Linked DNA regions of Homo sapiens: region 2 is linked to region 1. A link is an interaction called in ENCODE POLR2A ChIA-PET data of the cell type or tissue named here. Cell type or tissue: Panc1. All regions are shown on one strand.

Region 1 (2,500 bases):
CAGATGAAGACAGTAAATCTCAGAGTAGTTCACTGATAATGCCCAAGGCTCTACAGTTAGTGAGTGATTTGTATTAATATCAGTCTTTGGCCTAAAAATTCAGCACCCCTCTTCCCCTTATACTTGTCCCACCTACTTCACAGGGATAATGAAGATAAAATGAATTCAAGGCTAGAAAAATACTTTGAGGGAGAAAAGCACTATATAATTATACCTACAAACTATGATTTTCCCCAATATATGGCTCATTCCTCTTCTCATCTCAGCTTGTGTGTGAACCCAGAGTTGTATATTGCCTCTGTCCTGTGCTCAGTAAGCAAATAAGGCAGGCAGGGGGTACAGTGTGATCCTGTTTAAAGTTACATAAATTACAATCAGGGTAACTGCTATTATTAGGCAAATTGAAAAACAGCACAGAAAGGCCAGTGTGCAACTAGGACCCACTAAAGCTCAGAGGAAAGCAATGCAAGATTATCAGACAGGCATGATTGCATAGAAGGAAAATGTGGTGTCAGAGTTCAAACTGGCACACACACACACAGTTATCTAAGGCAAAGTGGTGGCAAAGAAGTTATTTGTTCCATGTCACACAAACAAGAGCAGAAGATTCATGGGAACCCGTACAAAAGCATCTTGTGTCACACAGATCTCTCCAGCTGCCTATAGGGAATATACAGAACAGTGTCACCTTCAAAGAATGACTGTACCTGTGTTCATATCCTGAACTGCACCAAGGAATAGCTCCATGCTAAACTGTCTTGGCTAAAATACAACCAGTGCCATCATTCCTAATCAGACTAATAAACAGAATGTCTTTTAAGGTAATGAGTTAGATGGCTGTGTTTAGGTTTTGTTCAGGATTTACTTTGGATTCTCCTGCTTTAAGACCCAAAGAAAGTTATATTGAGTTTTTATTGATGATTCTATGTGTTTTTAACAGAGTGTGATAGGTGAATTAAACATATTAAAAGAGTTCTATAGCATCTGTTCAGAAAAGATTATATACTATACAAACTATTCAAGTCATACAAAACCATTTTTCATTGTCTTTCAAACTGAGAAGAATCCTATTCAGCACGCTTCTCCTCCTGAGGTGGTTCATACTGAGCAAGCTATGGGGCAAAGACAGAGGAATTTAGGTGAATTTTATTCTAAATTGAGTAAAAAATAGTAAAACAAGGTAACTGTTATATTCAACTTAGTTACTGTCAGTAAATTGTATTAATATCAGTTTCTATAACTATCCATTTTAAATCATTCAGTGATTTAAGATTTAATACAATCAAATCTAATGAAAGCCCTTTTTATATAAACCTTTAAAATTGCTTTGAAACTAAAATTTCATTCCAGTTCATGACTGCACTGTTCAAATACTTGATATGCAATAAACTATATCTTCCCAAAGATTCATTTGCTTATAAGGAACTTTCTTCCTCTCCAGCAAAAGTTTACTGAAAATACCCACTGAAAAGTAGATAAAGAGTTAAGTGACATGTCTTAACTTAACCAGCCAATAAACAACTACTAATGTCTTTGAGTTAAAAGGTTCCAAAGAGTTAACTAGCACTACACATTGTGGAATCTTGGATAATTTAAAATAACTGCATTTTCTTTTATGCTAAGTGTGGTTCCTTGCAAGAACACTAGGCTAACATTAGGGTTCTGCCAACTACCTGTTGGAGTTGAGAAGCTTATTAGACTTCACTGTGCTTTCGTTTCCTCACCTATAAAGTGGCTTGTGTACTTGTTTCACTTATCTCACAAAGTTGTTGAGAAGATAAAATATATTATGAGAAATACTTAGAGTAATGTAAAATACATTATGTGATTAAGAATGTGGTAAGACCTGAAAGACTTAAGAGTTGACTAATTTGAAGTTCATGAAAATTCTCACAGGACTTTGAAAAAAGAAAAAACTGGCTGGGTGAGGTGGCTCATGCCTATAATCCCAACACTTCGGGAGGCCAGGCCAGGAGGAACGTTTGAGTCATGAGTTTGAGACCAGCCAGGGCAACATAATGGGACCCCATTTCTACAAAAAGTTTAAAAATTAGCCGAGCATGGTGGCAAATGCCTGCAGTCCCAGCTACTCAGGAGGCAGAGGTGGGGGGATTACTTGAGCCTGGGAAGTCAAGGCTGCAGTGAGACATGACTGCACCACTGCACACAAGCCTGGGTAACAGAGAACCTGTCTCAAAAAAAGAAAGAAAAAACTTTAGCACTAGATAAAATTAAGTCCTAACAAATTTACAGAGGGCCGCTACATATGGCCTTGCAAACTATGAACCATACAAATTCTAAGAAGTGCCATTTACAAAGCAGTCGCCCCATATTGGCCTACTTAAAATCAACTGCTTAAGAACCTCAGAACTGACCATTTACTTATAAAGAACATTAACCAATATTCTCATCCTTTTAGTAATACAGGTTCCTAAGAACCTCTTTTTTTTTTTTTTTTTTTTTGAGACAGAGTTTCATTCTTGTTGCCCAGGCTGGAGTG
Region 2 (2,500 bases), 310 kb after region 1:
TTATATAAATTTAGTCATGTGGCCTTTTGTCTCTGGCTTCTTTCACTTAGCATATGCACATATTTACATGCCTTTTCCATGTAACATTATAAGGATTTTTTAAGTGTTTCGTTACAGACATTATAATTTTCTTTTTTGGACACAGTCTCGCTCTGTCGCCCAAGCTGGAGTGCAGTGGTGCTATCGCGGCTCACTGCAACCTCTGCCTCTCGGGTTCACGCCATTCTCCTGCCTCAGCTTCCCGAGTAGCTGGGACTACAGGCACCCGCCACCACGCCCGGCTAATTTTTTTGTATTTTTAGTAGAGACGGGGTTTCACCATGTTAGCTAGGATGGTCTCGATCTCCTGACCTCGTGATCCGCCCGCCTCAGCCTCTCAAAGTGCTGGGATTATAGGCGTGAGCCACCACGCCCGGCCCAGACATTATAATTTTAAGTTATCTTGTTGATAATGGCTTCATTTAGCCATTCATTTATTGTTGAATATTTGGATTGTTTCAAGTTGCTATTATTTTTTAAAATGCTACGGTGGAAACCTCCCTGAGTGTGCTCTGCCATCTTTCAGGGGACTCTGAATGTTGCACATCAGCTGCAGAAGAGCCATTGTGCTTGATTTAGGATAGTGTGGACTGTTATCCAGCTCTGTGGGAGGACAGTCAAGTAATGAATTTTATATAGAAGGGAGCATTATTCTTTGCAAAATAAGACCATGTTATCCAGGGAGTGGCAGGGAAAAGTTTTTTTTCCCCACTGCCTAGAATTCTCTGATAATCCCTCTATCCCTTTGGCTGTAGGAAAGAATTGATTATAGCAGTTGAAGATGAAATGTTTTATTCATTTATTCATTCAACAAATATTTGAGAGCCTACTATATGCCAGACATTTGAAACTTGCTCATGGGTTGAGCTTGGCTAAACAGTGCCTTTCACTCCCTGGGCCTTTCATACCTGCCTGGGAACAAGAATAGGACCTACTTCCAGAGTAATCAGAGAGGATCCAGAGGTCAGAGCCATGTGGGGCCTTATTACCTCATGGTTTAACTCCTCAAGATTTGGTACCATTATAGATACTAATCACACATTAATTTGTCTGCTCACTCTGGGGATTTCAAGGCCAGGCTGCCACTTTTCATACGTGGCTGTTCTTGTTCACCACTCTAACAGAGTCCTGGCTGCTAGGAGATGAGCCATCAGGCCTGTGCCCTCTTAGTAGTTTTGTTCACTATATCCTGGGCAAGGCAGCAAGGAGAAGGTGCTTACTGACTGAGTATAAAAGCTTCAGAGACTTTATTATAGTAACGTTACTGTGTTCATGCAAGGGGTGAGGTTGGCATGTCACAGATTCTGAGTTAGCCCAGATATACTTGGGTTAGTGCTGCTGGGGCCTTCTTGCCTTCTGGCAGACAGCCCTCCTCCCTTTTTTGTCCTTGCTGACCCATTTAACAGAATACTTTTAATTTCTCTCTACCTTGCTAGGAAAATAAAGACCACTTAGGACCATTCAGGGCCACACACTGCTTACAAAACCCAGTGTGGAGTAGAAAAAGCACTGGAGGCCGGGCGCGGTGGCTTTGCCTATAATCCCAGCACTTTGGGAGGCCGAAGCGGGTGGATCACAAGGTCAGGAGATCGAGAGCATCCTGGCCAACATGGTGAAATCCCGTCTCTACTAAAATGCAAAAAATTAACTGGATGTGGTGGCGCATGCCTGTAGTCCCAGCTATTCGGGAGGCTGAGGCAGGGGAATCACTTGAACCTGGGAGGCGGAGGTTGCGGTGACCAGAGATTGCACCACTGAACTCCAGCCTGGTGATGGAGCCAGACTCCATCTCAAAAAAAAAAAAAAAAGAAAGAAAGAAAGAAAAAGCACTGGAAACAATTGCTAGATCTTAAACATTCACTTAGGAAATGCCAAACCTGTAGATTTGGAGTAAGAAGCAGAGAGGCTAGTGAGAGAGTTCAGGGTTTAGGCCTGATTTCTATCCTCTTCCACCTACCACTTGTTGCATTTCCTTCACTGTCAGAATTTGATTGTTCTGTGTCTGTATCTTCAGATGTGTTTTTCCTAGTGTATTTGAAAAACTGTTGAACAGTCCCCTCTGGGCAGGGAGGGAAGAGGGTTAGACAATCAGGAGTAGAGACTCTGTTATTTCTCTCTCCAGACCTAGACCCTGGAGTTAACTGAAGGTCCAGAGTTACTGAGGGGCGGCTGTGTTTGTTTTTCAGTAGGCTGGCTTTACTGAGTGGGATACAAGAGCCCAAAGCACAGGCCATTCCCAGAAGCCTAACATTTTCATATTTCTTTCTCTGCCAAAGAATCTTTGGTTAGGGTTAAGAATAACTAGTCTGTCTGTGGAAATACCAAGGCCTTTTGTTTGCCAGAAGAAAAGCGCTTTTGATTAAGGCTGCCTTTTCTCTCTCTCTTTTTTTTTTCTTAAGCTGTTGTGGGAAGACTTCAGAGCCTCTGAAGGTGCCGTATTTAAGGGGTGTAGGGGAAGGAA

The links. Peaks named below come from ENCODE experiments on the same cell type or tissue, not always from the same donor. Only the 100,000 strongest peaks of a DNase experiment are listed, where the experiment ranks them.
Region 2: POLR2A ChIA-PET joins it to region 1 with 9 read pairs; 2 of 35 experiments call an interaction of 5 or more read pairs at or near these places.

What each region holds. Positions count from the first base shown.
Region 1 is chr1:38,863,603-38,866,102 of GRCh38, forward strand. It overlaps MYCBP (MYC binding protein), which reads right to left. Exons shown (of 5, transcript NM_012333.5): 5 at 1-1,112. The coding sequence ends at 1,068. All of the region lies in intron 1 of RRAGC-DT (RRAGC divergent transcript), which reads left to right. It overlaps GJA9-MYCBP (GJA9-MYCBP readthrough), which reads right to left. Exons shown (of 3, transcript NR_037637.1): 3 at 1-1,112. Among named protein-coding and RNA genes, the nearest start is that of RRAGC-DT, 5.0 kb to the left of the region's middle. In Panc1, no CTCF peak of the experiment used is centred here; no DNase peak of the experiment used is centred here.
Region 2 is chr1:39,171,508-39,174,007 of GRCh38, forward strand. It overlaps a transcript of MACF1 not described here. Among named protein-coding and RNA genes, the nearest start is that of MACF1, 32 kb to the right of the region's middle. RefSeq lists an enhancer at 286-812. In Panc1, a CTCF peak has its summit at 1,787; no DNase peak of the experiment used is centred here; H3K27ac peaks cover 2,259 bases.